Regions from separate parts of the Mus musculus genome. Here region 2 is linked to region 1. A link is a loop called in an ENCODE intact Hi-C map of the cell type or tissue named here. Cell type or tissue: gastrocnemius. All regions are shown on one strand.

Region 1 (8,000 bases):
ACATATACAGGGCTATAGTGCGCACACATACACACAGGGCTATAGTGGATGCACACACATACACAAAAGGCTATAGTGCACACACACATACACACAGGGCTATAGTGCATGCACACACATACACACAGGGCTATAGTGCACACACACACACATACACACAGGGCTATAGTACATGCACACACATGCATACATACATGTAGCTATAGTACACACACATGCATACATAAATAGGTATAGTTCTATGTTGCTTCTAAACTATTAGTACCTTGAAAAAGTTAAATGAAATAGACTAGCAACAAGGCAGTGGGTTGTACTCATGACTGCACACAGAGGTCAGTCCAACAGCATCGCAGTCTTCCTGCTGCACCCAGGCCCTACCTGTGTCCGAGCATTGAGCAGCTGCTGGAAACTTTCCACCTCTTTGCTGTCATCAGCAGCCCGCTCCTAAGGAAGACAAGAGGAGTCAGGAGCTTGGGAACCTTCACTGTTGCCATCACTTCCCCTTCTTTCCATGATGTGGACACTGCCAGCATCCAGGGGTAAAGCGCTGAGCTCAGGCAGAGCTCACAAGCTGTAGGGACCCCCGTGGGAGGAGCAGCATTACCATCAGCACCCCGAGCATCATGTCATAGTTGTTGATCAGAAACACAAGCTGCTCCTTCCTGGAGGAGAACTCTGCAGCCACTCGGAGGACAAAATTCTCCACCTCCACCTGCACAAGCCAAATGAAAGCAGCAGGTTAGAAAGCAAGGACACAGGTCCCGTCCCTCTGCTGGCAAATATGTCCTGCCTAGCTATACCTGGAGCTGTCCCAGGAGCTGCAGCGTGCGTTCATTGGGGATCGTCTGGTTGATGCTGACAAGTGCAGAGGAGAACTCAGCATAGCGGCGTGTGATCTGGGAGCAAGAAGGGAAGGCTCACACCTGCCTGACTGGGAGATACAACCCTCAGATACCCCTGCAAGTTCTGTCACCAGTCAGAACAGATGTTGTCTGCCTAAGTTGACTCCTTCGGCAGTACCCACCCACCACTCAGTGTGACCACAGACCCCCTTATTAACCTTGCTCGCCCTTACATAGTGGGGCCGAGTGTCCAGTCCCCCAAGGCGCTGGGGGTCAGTGCTGCGGACACTCTGGACATTCATCTCCAGGATCAGCTCAAACCGAGGCCACAGCAAGGCAAGCACCTGCTCCCAGTACCTGCAGGCTTAATCAGAATCAAAGGTCAGCTGGCTGGGGGTGCAGTCTGCCCAGGGGAGTACAGCACGCTTCAGGGTGACAGTGAGTGGGTGTGCCTGATGCCAATGCTGCCCCTGGGACACATGAATGGGAATAAGGGTGAAGGGCATCAGGTGAGGGCCCAGAGTCAGGATGGAACTGTTTTCGTAACATAAGAAGCTGACCACATCCAGACACCAAGGACCAGAGCTCAGTGACCTGTCCAGGGCAGGGACGTCCCTCTTCGCTGCAATGTTGCGGAACCGGAGAACAATGTGGATACAGAGAAAAACAGCAATGGCATCGTAGCAGTCAGCCAGGTAGGACTCCAGGTGTTTCTGTGGCAGACAAATGAATGTTAGCTTGTTGTTCGAGTGGCTGTAGGCAGACAGATGTACATTTCTTTGGGGACAAGGCACAGACCAGGGAGACCAGCTTCTTCCCTGTCCACAGGTACCACAAGCGGCCTGACCTGCTCACAGCCACACTTATGTAAGTTCCCCACAGCAGAAGCTGGGGCTGAGCAGAAGCTGGGGCTGAGCTTGGGATGGGGGCTCCAGGGCCAAGGCTTAGAGAACACTCATTCCTCAGGAGTTGCTGTCTGCCTGTGGACAGGCTCAGAATTTGGGAGCTCACCAGCGTCATGGAGAGCGTGCGGCCCATGACGGCGTGGAACAGGTCATGTGCAGCCGGGCCAGACACGATGAAAAATTCACAGATGAAAAGATATTCACGGCAAGAATTGTCGAGGAGGGCATAGTGCTGGCTGCGGAAGAGCGCTTCGAATGGATACTACCGAGACAGAGAGAGACACGATGGGTCTCTCACTAACCCGTGGATGTGGAGACTCAGCACAGCTTAGTAATCAGAGCTCACAAGATCACACACCCTCCTCCAGGCAGGGAGGAGCACCCTGAACAGGCACTGAAGATGGGGCACAGGTCACAAGAAAAGCCCTCCCCACTGACTTCTACCCCCACATTCACTTCAACTGTTGCCTCCCAACAGTCACGCCCCAGCCAGTCTCCCTCTGCCCGCCTCTGAGTCCATGGCTCCTAACTTCCCGCATCACAGCAGGCCAGGGACACCGGCCCCCCCCCACACACCAAACTAACACTCAGGGAACTGATCCTGGCCATGGAGGGGTTGCCTCACCATACCCTCTGCTCTCCACGTTGGGCAGTATGGGGCACTAGGATGGGGGCCTCCAGCTCGGCCGGTGAGATGACAGTACCACGAGTGCCAAGGGTAAAGATGGTGTTCCTGCTTCGGAGGGACGGCTTCGAGAAGAAGCGTGAACAGCTTTGGAGTCAGGGAAACCAATGAGACCAACTGCACCAGGCCCAACAAGCCAAGACCCGAGTCCCAGGAAACTAAATATGGCCCGGATAGCCCTTTCCAGAACCTGAGCCTTGCTTGGCCTGACACCCTTAATGGCTGTCAAGGTTTTACAAACCCTCAGAAATAAATGTGAAAATCTGTCAGAGCGGCGAGTGCTTCTTAGAGAAAAAGCTCTCGATTTCATGTCCTCAAAGGTTGAGAACCACAGAATGGGTAAGAAACACAGCCCCGGGCTGGAGAGATGGCTCAGGGATTAAGAGCACTGACTGCTCTTCCAGAGGTCCTGAGTTCAATTCCCAGCAACCACATGATGGCTCACAACCATCTGTAATGGGATCTAATGGCCTCTTCTGCTGTGTCTGAAGACAGCTACAGTGTACTCACATACATAAAGCAAATAAATCTTCTTAAAAAAAGAAAAGAAAAGAAATAAAGAAAGGAAGAAAAGCAAAGCAAAGCAACGAAACGAAACGAAACACAGCCTGCAGGCTGGAGCCAGATGTCCCCGCCATGGTCCCAGCCATGAGCCCAGCTCATGGGGCTCTCCTCTCCAGGATATCTTTCTTTGCTGTGTCTTCAACACCCATTAGGTCGTCTTTCTCAGCAACTTCCTCGTACTAGAGAAAATAACAGAGCTGAACCATCACTCTCCACCAGCAGCAGGTGAGGACTTCATCCCTCCCCCTCCTCCCCCTTCCCCTCCTCCTCCTCCCCATCCTCCTCCATGTCTCCAGCCTTGCTCACCTGCACTTTCATGAGCCGCCCCACATAGGATCGGTAGTAGGACAGGTAGATCTTGCTCAGCGTCTCTACGTACTCATCCCTGATCTCCTTGGCTGTAGCACGCTCATTACCCAGCAGGAACTGATAGAAAAACCTTGGAAGGACCAGGGCAAGTCAGACTCCCTGGATGCCCACGCTGCAGTGTTGAGAGGGCACAGGCCACCCCGCGCCCACCCCGCACCCACCTGTACTTCAGCAGGGCCGCCTGGGGGATCTGGTAGTTGGTCATGGGCTTTCTGAAGGAGTAGATCTTCTGGAGAATAAACTCCCGGATCTTCGTCACTGCCTAGGCGTGGGGAACAGACGGGCCATGAGGCGGGGTGGGCTTTCACTGTACGGCAGGAATGGGGTGAAGATAAAGCAAAGGGAACAAATACTTCGGTTGTGTTCTGGTTATGGAAACAGGGTCTCTCTGTGCAGCCCTTGCTGGCCTGGGACTCACAGAGGTCTGCCTGCCTCTGCCTCCTGAGTGCTGGGGTTAAAATCCTGCACCACCACACCCGGCCTTATTTTTCTGGGTTGTTTCATTTTGTAAATATGATTCTTACTTGCACAGGGACCATGCTAATCTTCTCTGTATTGTTCTAATTTTAGTGTCTATGCTGCCAAGGTGAACACTGCTTGGTTTTGAGGCAGGGTCTCATGTATCTGTACTGGCCCCAAACTCTCGTTTCTCCTTTCACCTCCCAAGTGCTAGGACAACAGACTTGTGCCATCATGCCAATGTATATGGCACTGGGGATGGAACCTGGGGCTGCATGCATGCTAAGCAACCGCTCTGCCAACTGAGCCACATCTCAACCTTCTTTAGATTTTCAGGGGATCTGGAGGGCCAACCACGCTCTGCACAGCGGGAAGCAGTGTGAAGCTCCTGGAAAGCTGATTCTGAGCAGACCACTCCCCACCTTGACCCGGAGCCGGTCCAGCACGCCTCTGACGTCAGCACAGGCAGCGGTGCCCATAGCCTCCTGCTCTCTCACCGCGGCTGCCTTGGCATCCAGCTCCTGTAGCTGCTCCAGGAACCTGGGCTCGGTCACTGGAGCTTCCAGAATTGCTCTGAGGAGCACGGGAGAATGGGTGTGGTTAGACGGGGTACCCCACAGCCCTGAGAGAGCCCCCTCACACCTCACATGTCATTTCTGCCTTTCTCTGTGGTCTCATGCCTTCAAGATAATATGTACAAAGTTTTCATCTCCTGAGCCACACTTCCTCATGTAGCCTTGGAGCACTCTTAACCTGTGTCCTATCCTATGGAGGGTAAAGCAGGGTTCGAAGTTCTTAATCCATCCATTACAAGATCTCACTCTATAGCCCAGGCTAGTCTACTTGCAGCAATCCTCCTGTCTCAGCCTCCCAAGCATATAATTACGGGCATGAGCCGGCACACCTGGTTTCTAGATGGTACCTGACAACCCCAGCCTAGAGACCTATGTTGTAAATTGTTTAGGTAACCCAGCCCAACCACCTGCTTTGGACATTACTACCTTTCAAACCAGTGACTCACGTGACCAGAGCAGAGGGCACCACCAGCCCATCCACAAGTTCCCCAAGTTTCCCCCGAACTGCCTGTCGGTTACGAAGTCGGATGTTCATGGCCCCCGACTGCTCCTGCAGGGTTCGGATCTCAGAGCTGATGGAGCTGAGATCGCTCTGAAAAGCTCCCAGCATCTGTTCCATGCGCTGTGGGGAGGGCAGGAAACATTGTGGGCATGACTCCGGGTTGTCGGGGAACAAGGACAGGTGTGTCAACCAAGTCTCTGTGCAAATCCCTGGTACCCAGCAACCCAGGAGGATGGGAGATCATCACTTGTCCAAGGGGGACAAAAAATACTGATAGAAGAAGAAGGAGAGGAGGAGGAGGAGGAGGAAGAGGAGGAAGAGGCAATTAAGTCAGATTTGGGGCAACAGGTGAGGGCCACCCACCTCCAGGACGGCGTCACAGGCCGTGATCTGATTGTGCAGAGACGCTATGTTTTCACTCTCTTGGATATCTGACCCACAAAAGTCAAGGGCTTCACACTGAACACAGAGCTCTGCCGATCTGCAGTACCTGCCCCCAGGTCCTCCCCAAAGTGACAGAAGCCTGAGAGAGAAGACATCCCCTTGAGGGCTACCTGCATCACAGGCCCCCAAGAGCCCATGCCAATAGCAGCCATCTTGGCCCTGTGCCTGTGAGGCTGGAGGATACAGTCCCGGATTGACTTCTGCTCAATCTGCTGCAGCTCCAGCTCCACCTGCTTTGAATAGTGTCGAAGATCCACACCCTGGGGGGAAGGACAACCAGTACAGACTCCGTGACTGGCTAGAGGGGAGCCACTAAGCTGAGGGGACCCCAAAAGGAAGGGAGGGTGGGGAGATCAACCCAGTGGAGAGCCTCACCGTTTTGAGAGCTTCCTTCACTAACTCATCCTCCAGGTTTGCCTGGATGTGAACTGGAAACAAGCTTATATTTAGTGTCCCCTGCCAGACCTCCCTCTGCCCACACTGGGCACACGCACACCACACCAATCTCCCCTTCCCTCCCAGCCCCCACCCTCTCCAGTTATAGGCACAGCTGCTTTGCCCGGTGGGACTTCCTGCTGTTTCTGCTCCTCATGGTCTACTCGACCACAGATGGAAAATATTAAAAGGGGATTTCCAAAGTGTGGCTTGTAAGATCTAAAATGTGTGGCATTCTGAGAAGCTAGAGAACCTCTCGCCTGGGCTTGGATCTGAAACATCTTTGCTCCGTTAATCTATGGTGTGTGCTGTGCCTGCCTCCCAGTCACTCAGTCTTAGCTGTCTGCGTATGTATGTTCAACCAGGCTGTATTCTTACTCAACAATAGTCCCAAAGGGGAAAAAGTGATGCTGCGATTTTATTATAGTGTATTGCTGTGACTATTCGACTCGTACTGTTCATTTCTTACTATTCCTAAATTAGAAGTTAAGCCTTCTCAACTCATGGATTAAACTTTATCTGTACATTAAGAAAAAAGCCAGCCGGGGGGTGGTGGTGCACGCCTTTAATCCCAGCACTTGGGAGGCAGAGGCAGGCGGATTTCTGAGTCCGAGGCCAGCCTGGTCTACAGAGTGAGTTCCAGGACAGCCAAAGCTACAGAGAAACCCTGTCTCGAAAAAAAACCAAAAAAATAAAAATAAATTAAAAATAAAAACACACACACATACAAAAGAAAGAAACCATAGAGGGTAATCTACTGGGGTCATGTAATATATTTCTAAAGAATAAAGGGGTCTACTTTGCTCCCACCCCATGTCAGCACTTACCATCCACTTCATCCAAGATGAATTCATCAGAGGTGATGTCCAACTCTCCAAGTTGTAGGGGTTCTTGGAGTCCAGAACCCCCCCCCTGAAGAGGGACAGGTTAATGAATGTGGGATACAGAAAGAGATGTTGGAAACAAAACATAATCGGGTATCCTTAATCCTCCAAGTGAGGTGGGGGGTGCTTTGGGGGGTGGGGGGTGCCGGAGTAAGTGGGTCAAAGATTCTGATGCGTTCAAATCTACAATCTTGGGCTACTGAGAATATCAGGCAATTCATGGAGTTGCTGGAGTTGTTCAAATGAGAAAAAACTAGGACTAGTCAAACTTGCCTTTGAATTTAGGACCTCAGTTTCCAGCTATTCCAGGTGATCCCTGAGGGAATTCCAGAGGCTAAAATCGCCAGCTTACATAGTGTTTACCCCTGTGTCTGGTACACCATTTAACATGCTCATTCGGCTAATCCTAACGACCACCTATAAGGTATGTCCTAACAGCGTTTGCACTGTAAAGGTGTGGGAAGTTTTGGCACCGAAAACACAGCATAGCTTTCAAGCGGTGGGGCTGGAGGTGGGACCCCGGGCAAATTGGTTCCAGAGGCCACGTTCTTAACCTTTTACGCTAAACACTAAAATTTTTTTCTACTAAAAATCGTGAACAGGAAGCTGACACTGTCCCTGGGGCTTGGGTTTCAGCCACTTTGGTCCCTACGAAGGCTAGGTCACCATCACCCGTGGCAAGACGGCTCCGAACCTCTTGTCTAAATGGAGCCTACGCCTGAGGAGAGGGACAACCTGACGATACTCCGGAGGACCTACAGCCCCGTGCTCTCACCAGCGGGCCCTCCTCCTCCTCTACATCTGAGGCCCCAGCCCGCAACACCAGCTCCCGGGCAGCGGCCGCCATGGTCGCTGCGGCTGCCATTCCCCCGCAGCTTCACTTCCGACTTCCGGCAGCTGTCAGTCTCAGAAAGTCCGTTTCCCGAAGCAAAGCTACAAGTCCTGGAATGTCTTCTATGGAGCAAAAAAGGGTCCCAGATATTTGAGCTAAGGCGATCGGCTCCAGCCTCTCCGGTTAGGCTTTGATCATTTCGGTCAAGTGCAAACAGGAAGGTGAACGTCTCGAACACAACTCTGTTCCGGAACCTTCGCTCCGCGCCCACACAAGAACGGTACGACGACAGAGAAGGCCGAACCGGAAGTTATAGCTCCGGTCCCTTCCAAAACTGTCTCAATACAACTCCTCCCTTAGGGGGAGACGGGGAGAGAAGCAATTTCCGGAAGTGGACCTCCGGGGATAGCCCCGCCTCTTCCGCCAGGAATCTATATAAGACTTATACGTCACTTCCGCTCTCTCTTCCACAGGAGGCCTACACGCCGCCGTCTGTGCCGCCGC
Region 2 (8,000 bases), 1.3 Mb before region 1:
GAAGTCAAACAAAGTGTCCAGCACCTATCAGCAGCAGCAGCAGGGAGATCAGCATCAAGGCCAAGGACACAAGCAGGTGTGTGGCACCTTAAGGCCATGATGGTGATGTGTGCATCAGCAGCTCGGTGCTCTTTCTCTGCCCACACTGTCTTCATGTGCTCTGGCATCTTCCCAACCACACAGAGAGCATGACAAAGGATGCCAACTCCCACAGCTCTAGGTTCAGGCATCCTCTGTAGCCCCTTTGTTTGGGATGGGGTCTCATGACCTCAGGCAGCCTTCAGACTCACTATGTAGCTGAGGCTGTGTTTGAACTCTTAACATTCTGGATCCCCCTATGCAGTTCTGGGGTCAGAGGGACACACCTCTATGCTCAGCTAGATGGTGGCGCATACACACATGTAAATCATGGCCCTCTGGTCATTTCACCTTCTCTAATCTCCCTGTCCTGCCTCTCCTGCTGCCCCTTCCCAAGTGGTCCTGAAGAGCAAAAACTTATAATTTTGGGTCTTATAGCATTGTGATATCTAAGTTCAAGAAATTCAGGGCTGAAGAATAGACCCAGGCAGGGCCAGGCACAGCTAAACCCACCCTGTAGCTAAGAATGTCCGGCCATAAAAGATAAAAAAGAGAATGCAGGAACTAGCCAGGGCTATCAGGACGGACCAAATGGCCATCTGGCAGGATGGCACCTCCCGGGCGGCGCCTCCCTATAGCCCCCCATAAATCATACATTGACCAGGTGTCCTGCTGACCTCGAGAAGTCCCAAGCCCTTGTGCCTCCCTACACCTTAGCCGGCACGTATTACCCTGTTCATTTGTAATCACCCCGCCGACATTTAAATAAGCCAATCATGTGTGACCGCGCAAATTCTTTCGGCTCCCCCCTTTTTTGGTTTGTGGTTTTTACCTTTATAAGCCTGTAAAAAGTTGGGCCGGGGTCGAACTCCCCTGCCCCCTGCGTGGTGCATGAGTTTTGACCCCAGCATGCTGGCTTGAGCTCTCCTTTGTTGTTTGTGTGTTTGTGTGCCATTAAATCCTCATGTAGTTACAGCGAGTTTGGTCTCAGTGCCCTACTGGGTGCGCACCTCCCCGAGGAGGGACTCCCCACGGGGATCTTTCAGTCCCCTAGCTCTTCCAATCTAACATATTTAAATCTTGAGTCCACATATGAACAAATGTGTGCTTCCATGCACTGCTTCTATACAGTTGTCCCCTTCTCTGCTGGAAAAAAGAATCCTCTGGGAGCCTGTGTCTGAACCCTCCACAGTTGTAACCCTGTCTGCACTCTGTGTGTTACTGTGTACACACTCTTATGAAAAGGTTCCTACATCAACTGTAGTAAGAGATGAATAACTGTGGAGAGCCGTGCCGCGAGCAATCGCCATTATAAGATGGTGCTGGCCTCCGCTGTGCCTAACTAGTAAACAAGCCTTGTACGCAGGTGTGAGAGTGAACTCACTCCTAGTCACTCCCATTCTTGGGGCGTAATAGTGGGGTGATGGGCGAGCAACGAATCAGGAGCTGTCACGCCATATCAGGTGCTGAAACGTCATGCTGCGGGCTATATAAGCGGCGCCATTTTCCCGGTTCGGGGTCTTCCTGAAGAAGTAAGCAATAAAGCTTTTGCCGCAGAAGATTCCGGTTTGTTGCGTCTTTCTTGCCGGTCGAGTGGGACGCAATAAATAACAGTTATCATGCAGAATTCTGAGAACGGGAAATGTAATAGACGTGATTTAGTTCCTCTCCCTCTGCACTGCCCTGTGCTCACCCCTGTGTTGGTGAGAGATGACAGAGGAGCTGAGCTGAGGGGATGAGAGATGGAGGCATTAGGACAGTGAATCTGTGCATCTGACAGCTGAGTCTGCCCCTGAGCACCCCAGCCCTGTGCATCATGAACACTGTAGACACTGGACAGAGGAGGCAAAGGTCTCACACCAGGTGAGACAGAATCTTCATCCCATGGAAAGAAGGAGAAAACATGTACAGCATATGTGTCATTTATTTCTACCATGTTTGCCTTGTGACTGTCAAATCACAGTTAGCCAAAGTCACTGAAACTGTGGAATGAGAAACCTCCTGGTAAAAGTCACAGGGCAGCTCAGTTTGTCTCTGTCCTGGGTCATCTCTCCAGCCCCTGGACCAGCTTTTACAATAAACATAAATCTAACGTAGACTCATTCCATCAACCCTTGAATCTTCTCTGGAGGCAGCACCAGGATCCTCAGAGTCAGGGAAGGACAGGGGCCATGGGCACAGCAGAGACCCAACAGGACCAGATCTGAGATGAGAGCCTGTGGATCCCTCCTCTGTGCGGATCCTGCAATTCAGGGTTAGCTGGGGAAAGATGGGAAAGATGGGGAGAACTGTTGTATGCCGGCCTGAGGCCTACTTGAACCGGGTACACCAGGGAGGCAGGCTGGGGCTGAAAAAGACTTAGACAGCAAGAGATTAATGGAGCCAAGACATGATTCTGCTCAAGACCCTCCGTTTACTAAGAGAGTCTACTTATAAAAGGGGAAGGCCCATCCCCCGCCAGTCCATTCTTGGTGTCTTGGAGCCAGCCTGTAGGGGACCTGCAGAATAGGATGTTCCTCTGGAATGTCTCAGGTATTTCTCAGCTGGTAGCAGTGTCTTGGAGAGAGCAGTGGCAGGTGGCAAAACAAAAGAGCCATCTAGGTCGGAAGGCTCCACCTTAGGTAATTTCCTTCACAGTGGTAGCAAGGTTAAAGTCTGGATCAGTCTGCTTCAGGGCTGAGGGAGGCTACAGAGAACTCCACAGAGACAACTGGAAGGAGGCAGGAGCTCAGGAGAGTTTAGTTCACCTGTGCAGACCACAGTGTCCTGAGAGCAGGGCCCTTGTTGTGTCTGGTGGGGACAAGAATGGGAAAACACCTCCTACTGCTGTAACTCATGGGCATTCATGAGGAGAACCAGACAGGAAGCACTCACAGGAAAAGAATAGTCTCAGTCCTCCATATGAACTAAAGATGCAAGAAATAAACACAGAAGACAAAGTAAAGAGCCACAGTCAAGACGGAAGCCTGGGCTGCTCATAATCCTGTGGACATGACAAGGCTCTGGCCATCAGCTTCCTGTGATGTCCCTTTCATCACAGACTCTCGGCATGTGCTTCACAGTGATGAGAGCAGAGCCTGGAGGTGACAGAGCTGAGGGTGACCATATCAAAGATAATAACTGACTGAGCTCACCTGGGCACAACCCTGTTCACATTCAGCTCCCACAGCCTCATCCTGTCCCACCAGATACACACAGTACAGTGACACAGATTCTGGAAGGTTCTCCATCTGCCAGTTATGTCCTCCACAAAGTCTAAGTACTCTCAGTCCTTTAATTTACCTGTCAATCAACCCTCAGGTCAGGATGGGAAAATGAAGTTCACATTCAGATTTTTCAAAAATATTTTTTAAAAAATATTTTATTTATATGAGTACACTGTTGCAGTCTTCAGACACACCAGAAGAGGGCATCAGATTCCATTACACATGGGTTGAGCCACCATGTGGTTCCTGGGACTTGAACTCAGGACCTCTGGAAGAGCAGTCAGTGCTTTTAAACGCTGAGCCATCTTTCAAGCCCAGGGCTGTGTTTCTTACCCATTCTGTGGTTCTCAACCTTTGAGAACGTGAAAGCGAGAGCTTCCTCACCAAGAAGCACAAGCCACTCTGACGGTTTTTCACATTTGTTTCAAAGGGTTTGTAAAACCTTGAAGGCCATTAAGGGTGTCAGGCCAAGCAAGGCTCAGGTTCTGAACGGGCTGTCCGGGCCATGTTTAGCTTCCTGGGATCCACAGCCCTTGGCTTGTTGGGCCTGGTGTGGTCGGTCTCATTGGTTTCCCCCACTCCAGTGCTGTTCACACTTCTACCCTAAGCCGTCCCTCTGAAGCAGGAACACCATCTTTACCCTGGGCAACCGTGGTGCTGTCATCTCACCGGCCGAGCTGGATGCCCCGATCCTGGTGTCCCATACTGCCCAGCGTGGAGAGCAGAGGGTATGGTGAGGCAACCCCTCCATGGCCAGGGATCAGTTCCTGAGTGTTAGTTAGTTTGATATGTGTGAGGGGTGGGTGTCCCTGGCCTGCTGTGATGTGGAAGGTTAGGAGCCATGGACTTAGAGGCAGACAGAGGGAGACTGGCTGGGGTGTGACTGTCAGGAGAAGACAGTTGAAATGTATGTGGGGGCGGCAATCAGTGTGGAGGGCTTCTCTTGTGACCTGTGCCCCATCTTCAGTGCCTGTTCAGGGTGCTCCTCCCTGCCTGGAGGTTGGGTGTGTGGTCTTGTGAGCTCTGATTACTAAGCTGTGCTGAGTCTCCACATCCACGGGGTCAGTGTGAGACCCATCCGTGTCTTTCTCTGTCTTGGTAGTATCCGTTTGAAGCGCTCTTCTGCAGCCAGCATTATGCCCTCCTCGACAAATCTTGCCTGAATATCTTTTTATCTGTAAATTTTTCGTGATGTCTGGCCCGGCTGCACACAACCTGTTCCACGGTGTCATGATGTTCTCCATGACACAGGTGAGCTTCCGAATTCTGTGCCTTTGCACAGGCAGACAGCAACTCCTGAGGAATGAGTGTTCTCTAAGCCTTGGCCCTGGAGCTCCCATCCCAAGCTCAGCCCCAGCTTCTGCTGTGGGGAACTTACATAAGTGTGGCTAGTGAGCAGGTCAGGCCACTTGAGGTGCCTGTGGACAGGGAAGAAGCTGGTCTCCCTGCCCAGTGCCTTGTCCCCAAAGACATTACATCTGTCTGCCTACAGCCACTCAAACAACAAGCTAACATTCATTTGTCTGCCACAGAAACACCTGGAGTCCTACCTGGCTGACTGCTACGACGCCATTGCTGTTTTTCTCTGTATCCACATTGTTCTCCGGTTCCGCAACATTGCAGCGAAGAGGGACGTCCCTGACCTGGACAGGTCACTGAGCTCTGGTCCTTGGTGTCCGGATGTGGTCAGCTTTTTATGTTACGAAAACAACTGAACAGAGGTTATACACATTCCTGACATATGAGTCAAGCTCTGGCTAAGGGTGTTAATTGGTGAGGAGATTGTAAATTGGAATCTCCTTTTAAAATATCAAATAATGGGCATAACTCTGCATTGGGAAGATTACAATAGGGCGGAATCCAAATGATATCTCCTAACAATTTCTTAAAATCATTCAAGGTATGCATTTTATCCATCCTTAGTTCCAGCTTTAGTGGCTCGACAACAGCATCTCTCACTTTAGTACCTAAATAGTGTTGTATGTCTGTCTTCTGAACTTTTTCTGGGGCTATCACCAAATTCCACTTCTCCAAGAGGCATTTAGTTAGGGTCCCAAATACCTCTTCCACTTCCACATTAGAGGATCCACAAATAAAAAATATCACCCATACTATGCTTTCCCTTTTTGTCTCCCTCATCTTTATGGAGGGGAGGAGAAGGCAACAGAGTGGCTGATGGTTTGGGCGGCCTACCGCGCCTCAACCTCCAGCAGAACATCCGACGACAGCTTTCACTATCAGTCTTGTTGCTGTCACTAATAGACCCTTCAGAGCTAGATTCCTTCTTCTCTTTCTTATCTTTGGTTTGTTGTCTAAGCTGTTTAGACTTTCGGCGGCTAGCCTGAAAAGCAATCTCCTTATTGTACTTTCCATTGGTGTCCCTCAAGCACGCCCTGACCAAGATCCAGATGACTAACATTTTCATTGTCATTTTAGTCGCAATTGAACCCATGTTGCTGAAATTCCCTTCGTCTCTATTCCTGAGAATCTTAATGCTTCGTCCCTTTTTTCTCGGGAACCTTACCTTCGTCTCTATACCTGAGAACCTTAATAGTCCCTAATCCAGAAACCTAATGGTCTAATGGTCTCTAACCGAGAACTTGAATCTTCCCACTTACCGGGAACCTAATAGTCTCTAACTGAGAACTTTAATGCTTAGTCCCTTTTTTCCAGGCAACCTTACAGGCCTGTGCTTTCTTTAAATACCATTGCTTACCAAAATTTCCTTACAGCTGTTTACTAAAATTTCTTACCGCTGTTTACTAAGGTTTCCTTACCTCTGTTTGCCAAAATTTCCCTACTGCTGTTTTCACGGCGTATGGGCCACCATTTGTCCCGGTCCTCCGAGCCGGTGGCGAGACAGGAACAACACAGACACCAAGTTGGGTTCATGCAGCAACTTTACTTCGGGGTTTTTCTTTTACAGCTCCCTTCCCCAGCAGCTTCTTCTTAGGGCAGGGGCTAAACTACTCCTATTCTACTTCTCTTACTCTACTTCTACTCACGGCAAGGGCTAAAACTCCTCACTACTCTACTACTGGCTTCTACCTAGGGCAAGGGATAAAAAACAACTCACCTCACTACTCGCGACTCCTCCCCTTCTAGCTCCACCCCACCTCATCCAGTCAGAATTCACACCTGCTCCAGGCAGGAGCTTAGGTCATTCACAGATAGGCTGACGGGTCTGGATCAGGAGGAACTGTCCAGCCTGTCAGGCAGCCCACGCATGCAGCCTCACTGCGCATGCTCGGGCAAGGCAGTAAATGAGTGGGTTTCACAGGGTCTGCGGCCGGCCGCACCCGCTCCCCATAGAGTTCTGTTGCTCTTTCTGGCCCGGGGGTGGCATAGTTGCTCAGGAGGGGACAGTAGCTCTCCAGGAGGGTGACATCTGCTGCAAAGCCTGGGAACGTGGTAGCTTTGGGTGTTGTCCTGAGGGCTATCATGGGAAAAATCCACACAGCCTCTGAGGTTGTCTGTGTCAGCCTCTAAGTGGCTGTCACAGCTCCTTTGAGGGTGGAGGGCCTGTAACACCTGCAGACATGCATTGAGGCAGGGGTGGACCTGGCTCCAAAACACACCCTGTCATTTTCATGTGACCCAGTCCCTTCCCGCTGCCCTCTGCCCCACCTCTGTACGGGGTTTGCAGACTCCAGAGCAGTGGTTCTCAACCTTCCTAATACTGTGACCCGTTAATACAGTTCCTCGTAGTGACCCCAACCATAAAGTTATTTTCATTACTTCATAACTCTAATTTTGCTACTGTTAGGAATAGTAATACCTGTGTTTTCTGATGGGCTTAAGCAACCCCTGTGAAAGGGTTGTTTGACCCCCAAAGGGGTCATGACCCACAGGTTCTAGAAAGAAGGAACAAGTTGTTTGATTTTTGAGGCAGGGCTTCTCTGTGTACCCCTGGTTGTCCTGCAACTGACTCTGTTTACCAGGCTGGTCTCAAACTTAGAGACCCACCTGCCTCTGCCTCTGCCTCCCAATTGCTGGGACTAAAGGTGTGTGCTCTCACAGCCTGGCAACCTCGACCAAGTCTTAAACAAAAGCTAGGCTGGTTTGCAGACCTGTAATCCTGGCTAAATAGGGGCCCGAGGCACTGGATGGAAAGCCTGCTCAGTTACAGAGCAAGTTCAAGGCCAGCCTGGACCACATCTTAAAAGTAAAGGCTGGGACACAGCTCAGTGGCAGGAAGTCGTCCCTAGGTCCCATCTACAGCGTGCGGGAAATTCCAGGTGAAAGACACTATCAAGGGAAAAAAGAGTAATTTGAGGTTATTTCCTTTACCACTTTCACTTCCCAGGGCCTTGGCTGGAGAGCCTAAGTCCACCCAGATCCCGCCCCGGGCATCCATGCTCCTTTCTCACTTGTTACAACTTTCCCACCTACTCCACCACCCGCTTCCAGGTGTCAGACCTGGGGATCCCAGTCTTCTGGTTTTACCTTATAGCCCCGGGTGTTCTGGAACTTGCTATGTGGTTAAAGAATGCAGAGATCCGCCCTCCCGAGGGCTGGGATTGAAGGCATTCCCAGAGAAACCCAGGACCCTTTCTTAGGGTGGTCACATCAAACTCAGCCGGTGTGTAGTTCATTGAGGACACGGTCAACAGGCAGGAAGCCCTGGGGTAAATTCTGGGCAACAGCAACCACAAAAGGAAAAACAACTAATGCTCTGCTGTGGCGGACTGTGCAGGGGATACCCGTTTCTTAGTG

What was found. Peaks named below come from ENCODE experiments on the same cell type or tissue, not always from the same donor. Only the 100,000 strongest peaks of a DNase experiment are listed, where the experiment ranks them.
Region 2: it touches region 1 in a loop (11-fold over the local background); 24 of 42 quality-filtered maps call a loop at or near these places.

What each region holds. Positions count from the first base shown.
Region 1 is chr17:33,955,622-33,963,621 of GRCm38, reverse strand. Rps18 (ribosomal protein S18) reads left to right here and starts at 7,957. Exons shown (of 5, transcript NM_011296.3): 1 at 7,957-8,000. It overlaps Vps52 (VPS52 GARP complex subunit), which reads right to left and starts at 7,822. Exons shown (of 20, transcript NM_172620.4): 1 at 7,440-7,822; 2 at 6,608-6,692; 3 at 5,721-5,773; 4 at 5,530-5,605; 5 at 5,265-5,332; 6 at 4,846-5,021; 7 at 4,247-4,397; 8 at 3,527-3,627; 9 at 3,303-3,435; 10 at 3,118-3,175; 11 at 2,378-2,511; 12 at 1,854-2,009; 13 at 1,437-1,555; 14 at 1,076-1,199; 3 more. The coding sequence starts at 7,529. It overlaps Gm23111 (a small nuclear RNA gene), which reads right to left and starts at 3,959; the gene lies at 3,850-3,959. In gastrocnemius, no CTCF peak of the experiment used is centred here; DNase peaks (open chromatin) are centred at 4,273, 7,534 and 7,905; H3K4me3 peaks cover 1,491 bases; H3K27ac peaks cover 1,149 bases.
Region 2 is chr17:35,275,112-35,283,111 of GRCm38, reverse strand. It overlaps the pseudogene Gm18733. Among named protein-coding and RNA genes, the nearest start is that of H2-D1, 16 kb to the right of the region's middle. In gastrocnemius, a CTCF peak has its summit at 3,471 (motif pointing right); no DNase peak of the experiment used is centred here.